Regions from separate parts of the Homo sapiens genome. Here regions 1 and 2 are each linked to region 3. Evidence: chromatin contacts called from ENCODE Hi-C or POLR2A ChIA-PET data. All regions are on one chromosome and are shown on one strand. The core of a region is the stretch at or near the end of the contact, and the rest is flanking DNA. Distances in the headings are between cores, read along the strand shown.

What was found. A loop is a pair of places that touch in the nucleus more often than their neighbours do. ChIA-PET counts read pairs that join two places held with the same protein, here RNA polymerase II (POLR2A). Pooled maps may share reads with other maps.
Region 1: a loop to region 3 is called in a pooled map, with 3 times the contacts of the local background. The contact joins two enhancer-like sites. A Hi-C loop is called at or near these places in 5 of 50 pooled maps. POLR2A ChIA-PET finds 5 or more read pairs at or near these places in 2 of 52 experiments (WTC11 and activated T-cell).
Region 2: a map of HCT116 shows a loop between it and region 3 (4-fold over the local background). The contact joins the promoter of GSTO1 here to the enhancer-like site in region 3. A Hi-C loop is called at or near these places in 7 of 168 maps with a recorded cell type or tissue (A673, CD4-positive, alpha-beta memory T cell, CD8-positive, alpha-beta T cell and 4 more), 4 of 37 single-sample maps with no recorded cell type and 19 of 50 pooled maps. POLR2A ChIA-PET finds 5 or more read pairs at or near these places in 7 of 52 experiments (AG04449, BJ, HEK293T and 4 more).

Annotation. Positions count from the first base shown.
Region 1 is chr10:104,306,866-104,310,126 of GRCh38, forward strand. It overlaps ITPRIP (inositol 1,4,5-trisphosphate receptor interacting protein), which reads right to left. Exons shown (of 2, transcript NM_001272013.2): 2 at 2,835-3,261. Among named protein-coding and RNA genes, the nearest start is that of ITPRIP-AS1, 15 kb to the right of the region's middle. Within about 2 kb of position 1,942, at least 7 of the 41 ENCODE cell types and tissues checked have a DNase peak (open chromatin) inside an H3K27ac peak, as active enhancers do.
Region 2 is chr10:104,253,308-104,256,363 of GRCh38, forward strand. It overlaps GSTO1 (glutathione S-transferase omega 1), which reads left to right and starts at 1,585. Exons shown (of 6, transcript NM_004832.3): 1 at 1,585-1,655; 2 at 1,856-1,964. The coding sequence starts at 1,622. The region is part of intron 1 of LOC124902497 (a long non-coding RNA gene); the gene reads right to left. RefSeq lists enhancers at 753-1,267, 1,602-1,661 and silencers at 1,732-1,991, 2,482-2,531.
Region 3 is chr10:103,886,769-103,889,958 of GRCh38, forward strand. STN1 (STN1 subunit of CST complex) reads right to left here. Exons shown (of 10, transcript NM_024928.5): 9 at 2,304-2,376. Among named protein-coding and RNA genes, the nearest start is that of STN1, 30 kb to the right of the region's middle. Within about 2 kb of position 1,668, at least 22 of the 41 ENCODE cell types and tissues checked have a DNase peak (open chromatin) inside an H3K27ac peak, as active enhancers do; they include HCT116, where a contact is called at or near this core.

The DNA of each region.
Region 1 (3,261 bases), core at 692-3,191, 420 kb after region 3:
GCAAATGGAAGGATGGATGGATGGATGGATGATGTAGAAACCCAGGCCACTTCCAGGAGCTCATCATGAGGCCGCTATTATAGCTGTTTCCCCACTTTGCTGTCTAGAAGAGGTAGCTGCTTCTCTGGAGCCACAGGGATGCCCTGCCTTGTACTCTCTCTGGCTCTGTCGTTGCTATGGCAACTGCAGGTCTAGGCTCTGGCTGTCCTGCAGAGGGACGAGGAGAACAGAGGGGTCAGAAGGGCAGAGGCAAGAGACCCTTTCTGTTCCCCTAAACAGGGGACATGGCCCCAGACCCCTCCTGTGAGGTGCACAAACATTTTCTGAGCACCTGGCCAGTGTCTGGCCCTAAGGGAGGTGTGTGAGGGAACCCCCAGGGAAGACAGACCCCCATGTGGGAGGAGGCACTCCCATGTGGAGGGACAGCTCACACTGCTGGGGGAACCAGGCAGTAGGAGTTGGGCTGTAAGGAGCCCTCCTCAGAGCAAGGGGAAGAATCTCCGCAGTTTTTGTTGTTGAGTTTATTTGTCAGGCCCGAAGCTAAGTGCATCACACACGCTCCTTCATTTAACCTTCTCAATGGCTCTACGAGGTGGGCAGTATTATTCCTGTTTTACAGTTGAAGAAACTGAGGCACACCCAAGGCTCTTAGAAATGGTGAGACTTGCTGAGCTAGGACATGGCATAGCAGAGATTGAACACAGAGCCCACACTCTTAGTCCCTGTGCTGTTTATAGTAAGGCTCTCAGTCTCCTTGGCCTTAGCACCAGCTTTGTCATGAAGGCTGGAACCTCGTGGGCAGGACCTTGCATAGGCCTCCATATTGAGAGGGTATATGGAGAGAGGGCAGGGGACCTGCTCTTGTTTCTCTCTGGATTTAAACGTTCAGGCTGAGCAACCTTGCAGCTTAGTGTGGCATCTTGTGTTGCTCTGGATGTATGGAGCTTGTGCAGCTTCCCTGCCTGGCCAGAGGCCCTCTCCATAGATTTGTTTCCTCTTTGTGGCATTTTGTCCCTATGGAGAGGGCTTCTTAGAAACTGCACTGGGCAAAGCTGTGGATATCCAGAGGGCTGAACACCACTGACCTTCTCCCTGGCCCTGAATCTGGCTCTACATACAGCACCAGCTCTAGTCTCACTTGGCTCTGATTCCTGGGGTGGGAGTACATGGGGTATGTATGGGCTGACTCACTGTCCTTGGCTGGGAGAACTGGCGGCTGACCTACACCTTCCAGACCCTTGGGGGGCTTGATTCAGCACTAGCCATGCCTTTTGGAAGAGATGCAAGGCCATCGTCCCAGGAGACCTTTGGTCTAACATAGCCCGGTCCTTTCTTCAGGAAGAAAGCCTTCTTCGTGGCAGCAAGGCTGTGGGGGCTATGGGCGTCATCTCTGGGCAGTTGGGAAGATAGCCAAGGGCAGCTAATGGGAAGAAACGGGGTGTGGGTCTTTGCTATTTCTACTTTAAATAAAGTTGCTCCAAAAGAAACCTAAAATATCACTGACCTGTGGGTTTGAAAGAAACAGATGGGACGAAACTCTTCCAGACTCCCTAACCCACCGCTGTGCTACAACTCTCACTTCACACTTTTGAGGCCCACCTATTCCCATCAAGAAGAAATGTCTTTGAACATCTCTGAGGTTTATGTGGTTCCCTCTTTCTGAGAGATAATTTGTTGTTGACAGTTTTATTTTCTGGTTTCTTTGTGGGGCTGTGGAGAAACATCAAAGGGTGGAAAATGCCATTTTTACCTGTAAAGGAGGGCCCCACATTGTGCAGGAGGAAATAAACCAGACCCGGGCTCAGATGAATGGAGTGAGTACAAGCATTTGAGAGACAGAACAATTACGTGGATTTGATTTTCTTTGGGGAGGCTCTTCACAGTTTCCCATCTGTAAGGGAGCAAAAGAGGTTACAGCTGAAACTCAAAGCTGATCTGTTTTCACATTCCGCTCATGCGGGCTTCAGAGCCACACAATTTCACTTTCAATTACTTACCACACTTCATTGATCTCTGACTTACTTTGCAGCCATTGGTAGTCTTCCTATTAGACCCAGTTCCTTGGGGACAGAGCCCCCATCTTATACTTTTGTTCCCCACATAGAGCCGGACCTAGGCAGATCACATGCTCTTGCTCAGTACTTGGTCAAACACCTTTTCCTCACTGTTGATTCAAAATTTATTCAACGATGATTGACTAAATCCCAGGCAATGGTTATTTTTATAATAAGATGCTGGTGGTGAATCCACATACAGCAAGTACAGAATATGGAGATTACTGGGAGAGGAAGGATCATTTCAAAACAGGATTTGTGCACAGAGACGTTCACTAGAGTGTTGTTTATAACAGCAAAAAGTGGAGACAACTTAAGTGTTCCTCAGTAGGGAAAGTTGGGTAAATTATGGTACATGCATACAGACAGTGAGATAGTAAGCAGCCATATATATATATATATATATATATATTTTTTTTTTTTTTTTTTGAGACAGGGTCTTACTCACTCTGTCACCCAGGCTGGAGTGCAGTGGAGTGATCACGGCTCGCTGCAGCCTCTGCCTCCCAGGCACAAGCAATCCTCCCACCCCAGCCTCCGGAGTAGCTGGGATTAGAGGTACACGCCACCATGTCTGGCTAATTTATATATTTTTTGTAGAGACAAGGTTTGCCATGTTGCCCAGGCTGGTCTCAAACTCCTGGGCTCAAGCGATTTTCCTGCCTTGGCCTCCCAAAGTGCTGGGATTATAGGTGTGAGCTAATGTACTCGGCCAGTAAGCAGCTAGTTTAAAGAATAAGGTAGAGCCAAATGTTCAAAAAGATAACCAAGAAGAATTAGTCGGTATGATGCCATTTATGTAAAAAAGGACTAAAAGGATGCATATATATATACATACATGTGACACATACACAGAAAAATTTTGGAAGGATACACCAAAAACTTCATATTGGTTATCTCTGGGGAGTGGACTAAGAAGTCAGAAGTGGGACCGTTAGTCTGTTACTTAATTTTCCTGTTAGTACTTGAATTTTAAAATTATGACTGTATTATTGCTTTTATGTTTATTTTTTAAACAACAAACTAGTTAAACAAGCAAGCTATTTTTGGATGGCAATGAGAAAAGTTAACTCTAAAAGATGCCCTTCCCAGGGACAGGGGTGGGGCAAGGCAGAGTGGGGCGGAGAGGGAGGGCCCTGTTGAAGGCACACATTGCCCTTCACTCTGTGACTCTTGGCTCCCTCTGCTTTCGGTCGCTGGCCAAACC
Region 2 (3,056 bases), core at 335-2,834, 370 kb after region 3:
GGCAGTCTCCTGGGGGGTGAGAGTCCTGCTCTGGAGCTTTTAAGTAAACACCCAGTTAGATAAGCTTGCCCTGTAGGGAGTGTCAGGTGAAGGGAAGGTAAAAGATGATAATTGCATTTCTAAAGAGCTAAGTAGGAAGTGGGGAACAGGGAGAAAGGAGGAAACAGAGAAGATGGGAGAAATAAATAATGTAAAAAATAACTCATCCTCTATCTCTTAGAAAAATGGGAGTACTGTTATATTACCAGGGCTCCAAAACACAAATGTTTAATAAGTGGGAGAGTTTTGAAAGCAGCACCATTATTCTGAGGTTGATAATATCCAGGTTTGTGCTGTCTCCTATGGGTTAAAATGAAAAGGATGTATCCTACAGGTGACGGTAGGGACAGAGGCCCTCCCAGTAGTCACGTTAAGCTAGTACTGACAGAAAAAGGAAAAGCCTGTCCAGGTGGCTGGGCAACCCTGCAGCGAGGCATAGATGAGCTTGTAAATCAAAGGAAATGACCAAGGTGAGTCTCAATCCTTTTAGAGGTTTATTTTGCCAAGGTTGAGGACACATCTGAGAAAAAGGAACACAAAATCACAGGAACATCTGTGATCTGTGCTCTTTCCAAAGAGGGCTTGAGGACTTCAATATTTAAAGGGAAAGAGCAGGCAGTAGGGGAAAGTGGAAAGTAAAAAGGGAAGGTAGATAAAAGGGGAGAGTAGTTGCATTCTTTGGGGCCTTTGATCAGCATTCACTGAATGCGCATGTTACATTCGTGAAAGGAGGTCGTAGAGGAATAGTCAGTTATGCATTCGTCTAGTGCTTGGTGAATCTGCATTTTTACAAGATTAAATATAGGGTAGAGGAAGCGGTCAAATTGCATTTTTCTCCAGCGAGAGGAAGGATGACTCCTAGACCTGTCTTTGTCCCATACTTGGGAAGATAAGCTGTTAGTTTACATTGCCAAGATGAAATTCAACTGATCTGTTTTAGAGTAAAGATCTTGCGGGCCAACAAGGAATTTCCTTGGGGAGGTGTGTGGCCTTTGATCTTTGTAGCTATTTAGCAACAAAATGGGAGGCAGTGTTGCCTGACTCAGTTTCCAAGCTTGACTCTTCCCTTTGGCATAGTGAGTTTGGAGTCAAGAGATTTTTATTTTCCCTTCACAAGCTGAACAGGAGCCTTTGGAGAGAACGCTCTGGACCGGTGAGTGAGCCATGAGGTCGGGCCACAGGCTCTGAAGTCGTGAAGCCTTGGGACGGAGCGGGTGGTGCTTCGAGGTCAGTGTCACGGGAGGGAGGTCAGGGTCAGGGTCAGACGTGGAGCCCCGTGGAGTGCGGAGTGGTGACCCCTTCGTTCGGGGGCGGAGGGATGACTGAGCATTTATAACTTTTGTGTATCTCCCCGTGGGTGCAGCCCTTGGCCAGCGAGATGCTTTGACACAGCCCCTTAAGATGTTTTAAGGGCTATCCCATAAAGCCGGGAAGGCACAACGGGTGGAGCTGGCGGCCGCCGGGGGCAGGCACTTTTGAGCTAAGGAGGAAGCGGGGGAGGGAAGGAGGGCGGGAAGGACGCGCCACCTACTTCCTGAATCCCCTGCAAACCCCAGAGGAGCTCGGCCTGCGCTGCGCCACGATGTCCGGGGAGTCAGCCAGGAGCTTGGGGAAGGGTGAGGCCTGCCCGCCGCGAAGAGGGGGTGATCTCGGCGACCCCCGGCGGCATGTTCGAGGCTGCTCCGGGAGCCCAGCCGCCCGGGAGCGCCCCACCGGCGGGGAACGGGTCGGAGCTGCAGTGGGACGCGGGGGCGGTGGGATACGGGGGGTCTCGACACCTCTCTGGGCCGTAATCGCCTTCGCTTCTCCCCGGCAGGAAGCGCGCCCCCGGGGCCGGTCCCGGAGGGCTCGATCCGCATCTACAGCATGAGGTTCTGCCCGTTTGCTGAGAGGACGCGTCTAGTCCTGAAGGCCAAGGGAATCAGGTGGGCACCCAGGCGGGGGACGCTCCCCGAGCCGTCCGGGAGCCTGCTGCAGGCGGCGGGGTGGGGTGGGGTCTCAGCCCCCTTCTACCCCCCTCCCACCAGCGTCCTTTACTGCACATTAAACTATTCTCGGCCCTTTGGAAAATAGCAAGTTATAGGCCATTCCCCTAGGAAAAATAGGCCACAGATTCCAACGGTCTAGGACACCTCATTTAGATTAACCAACCATTTAATGGATTAGAAAAGCTGAGGCTCCAGTGATGTTAGTGATTTGCCCGGTAATAACCGGCAGCAGCTCTTTTAGCTTTGGTAGGTCACGAATTCCTGGTCCAGAGTCCTTTCGCTTTCGCCCTATTGTGATTTCCCGTTCTTATTCCAGCTTAACTGTTAGTTGTTATTCTGAATGTATTGTTCCCTCCTAGAATAGTAATTTACCCCAGTACAGCAGAGTTTAGACCCTGACCCTCCTAGGGTAGTGCTGAGTTTACTGCACATATTCCTGTGGATTGGGCTGTTGGTTGAGTCAAATAGAGGGAAGTGTCTGTCTAGCTCATCCTTCTGCAGAGCCTGTTTTGAAACTAGCATAGTTTTTGACTTACGGGCTATCCACAGGATATGTGCAACAGTCACTTGACTTTTCTCTGACACCAAGTATCCATTGGAACCACTTCCCTTCCCATGACCTTTGGATGTCTGTTGATTAGACATTTATTAGATACCTTTGGTGTGGAAGGTTCTGTGGAAGTTTAAAACAAACCCCCTATTCTTAAGGAATTTTCTGTCTGTGTGCTTAGTGTTTGTGAACTAATTTTAGTCTTCTAAGGGGATAATCTTTAGGGGTAGGCAATTATTTTCCCTAAAAGAAAGGTAAAATGCATTTAAAAAATACATTTGAAGGGGATTTGTCATTACTTCACTAAGAAATGCATCTCATTTGGATGAGATTATGATTCTGAACACATAGAGTACTTACTATTTCATAATGTTTCTCAAAAACACTGTCATATTTGCTGTGATAGAACTCTTTTATTGTACTAAGAGAAATCTAATGTAACCAAAATTGAAAAAAGACATTTTTTGGTACTCATTTAT
Region 3 (3,190 bases), core at 418-2,917:
TCTTATAAAAACCCATCTTGTAGGTACTATTATTATCCCCACTTTGCATTTAAAGAACCCAAGGCACTTGCCCAACATTACACAGCTAGCAAGTGGCAAAGCCGGGATTCAAACCTAGGCAAGGTGGCTCCAGAGCACAGCTCCTCACAATGCCGCCACATTGCCCATCTTCAGAGAACAAGTATCAATCCTTCAGGGACCTAAGACAGGCTTGATGTTCATAGTCCTTTCATTATTGAAGGGTTAGCCTTTGTGAGACACTCATAAATGACTTCAAGTCCTTCTACCAATCATCCTGACAAGGAAAAACTCCAGGCTATATTCTGTTTGAAAGGCTAGAAAGGAACTAAAGGCCCAGTAGGTATGGTTAGACTGAGGGTCGGATATTTACCTATACATGTAACAGCATGCTGTCCAGCTAATGAAAAGACGTAGGCACTTTCATGTGTACTGTTGACCTCTAGAAGGCAATGTTAGATCTAAAATACAAGGTGTAGGACAATGTATATCGTCGGCTAAACTTCACTTGTGTTTTCTGTCAAGGATAAATAATATGATATGTTTGTAAGTGCATATCTGTATAGTTTATCCCTGATAGAAAACACATATCCAACAGGATATGCAAGTAACTAATAACAACCACTGCCTTTGGAGAGGGGAACACAGAAGCTGGGGCTCAGTGCTGGGAGGGAGTCTGGCTTTTTGGAGTGGATTTTTGCACTGCTTGGCTTTTCATGAGGGGCATACGTTACTATTCTGAATTGCTATGTTATAACATTATGAAGCGGGGTGGTCACAGCAGGTTCCAACACAGTCCTTATAACATCTTTTATCAGCATTCTCAGTAGCTCAGGCTTCAGAATTCAGCTCCTGGGAGTGTAGTAGTGCCAGGTGATTGGCTAGTGGCTTTTAGAGGCTCCCATTCACAGACTGAGTGGCAGGGCCTGTCCACTTGATGAGCTGTGGGTAGATGTAGATGTTAAACCTGCTACTTTCAGGACACTTCAGAGAGCCAAGTCCAAATGAAATGTGAATTCTTTTCATGTGCTTTACTAGCCCTAGGGTTCAATCCATTCTATTCCTAATGCAGATGAAAATAAGAACCTGGCCAGGAGGCCTGCGAATAGGGTGACTGCAGAGATGTTATCTTGGGAGCATCTTCTCATCCCTTCTTGGCTGAGGAATCCCACATTGCACTGCTCTCAAAAGCTCCTTCAATTGTGGACAGATGGGCTTTTCCCTCAACTAAAGGATATTTGCTTTTATTGTTCTGAATGAAGTGAACAAAGTCCATTCACTTGCACTGAAATAATATATTGCTTTGAGTTTATTTTAAGAGCTGCTGTCACACCACTCTGGGATCCGACCTCATGGTTTCTTAAAGGCTAACTAGGGCTGTCTACCATAAACACCAGTGCTGGAAACCTGGCCCAGCTTCACCCACTGACTCAACCTGGCACAGGTCCAGGCCCCAGGGATGTATGGGCCGAAGGACTGGAGGTGGAGTTCACTGGCAGATCAGGGACCTGGGGTCATTAACAAACTTTTCCAACACTTCTTATTATAGTATGTGTTTGCAAAAGCTAGACTTTGAAAAGTCGCCTTTAAGACCGGTCAGTTTACATAGGATTTAAAGATAGACTAATGCTTCCTTCTCTAACTAGTGTGGAAATGGTATTGTTCCTTGTCAGAGTAGCTACAGTTTCAGTGTCTAACCACTAGGGGCTGAACTAACTCTACCAAAACTATTTTCTAAACCATGTCTTTTGCAAATTAACAGTTTCCAAGATGACTGAATTACACCGTTCATAAACAGTCATGTCTAGAACCATCCCTTCCAACACTGAAAGGCTTTGATGTTAGAATAGAGGGAAATGTCAGGTTTGTGTTCAAAGAAGGGGGGCAAGCATGAAATAGGAAATAACACAAATCAGAGAGAACATGAGAAGCAGAATGACATCAAAACGTCCTAGTGTGGTGACCTCACTGTATCAGAATTCCTTGTCTAGCCCCCACCTCATCCTCTATGGAAACAAAATCCCCAGGGTAGAATCTGGGCTCTGAATGTTCAGAGGGCTCCAAGGTTGAATCTTATGTACAGCCAAGATCACAACAACTGTGCTAGCCCAACACTCCTTTAGAGAGGAGATGGAGGCTCAGGGAGGGCAGGTACTTTGACTATCACCTTTCCAAGTCACTACTGGGAAAAGTCCCGGGTCTCCTGACTCTCCATCCAGTGCTCCCCGGGAGACAGTATCCCCTTCCAGGGCACCAGGGCATCACTTGTACATTATACCACTTACGATTTGGTTTCTGGCAGTCCTGCTGAATGATCCGGTGGATCTTTCTGTGCAGGTCTTTGTCTTCTCTGGTTACCTAAATAGGAAAAATAGTTGAGAGAGAGAGTGTTCTTAGGTAACACAGCAGTTGTGTCATCCAGACTTCCAAATTAGTATTCAGGATAGTTTCTAAAGATTACATAATAATCATCTTCCCTACACCATTAATGTGGTGTTTGATACTTGGCCTAGTGTCAAACCAGTTCTGCCCAGAGGACACGTCCTTGGGAGTTGGTTCATTGGGGCAATGAGGTTAAAACAAAAAAAAAGCTGGAATTGCATACTTTTAAGGGACAACTTTCTTCTTCAACACTCATAACACATTTTTGTTATTTGTTGTTATAGTTTTGAGCGAGGCACAGTGATCAAGGCCTCCAATCTCCACCCCATGACTCCTTCTTCTGGGCCCTGACACCTGTCTTGTGTTGCATCAGTTTTCTTGCTTCTCCCAACCACAAGGAAAAATAAAAGGAGAAAAAAAAAAAAAAAACCCTGCAAGGACAGGCTAGCATGAGAGTAAAGCTAGCCTATCCACTGAAACACATTCTGCTCTCAAAGGTAGACATAACTTAGTCTTTTTCTTTTTCCTTTTTTTTTTTTTTTTTTTTTTTTGAGACGGAATCTCACTCTTATCGCCCAGGCTGGAGTGCAGTGGCACGATCTTAGCTCACTGCAACCTCCGCCTCCCAGGTTCAAGTGATTCTCCCGCCTCAGCCTCCCGAGTAGCTGGGATTACAAGCGTGCACCACCACGTCCAGCTAATTTTTGTATTTTTAGTAGAGATGAGGGTTTCACCATGTTGACCAGGCTGGTCTCGAATGCCTGACCTCAAGTGATTCCACCCGACTTGG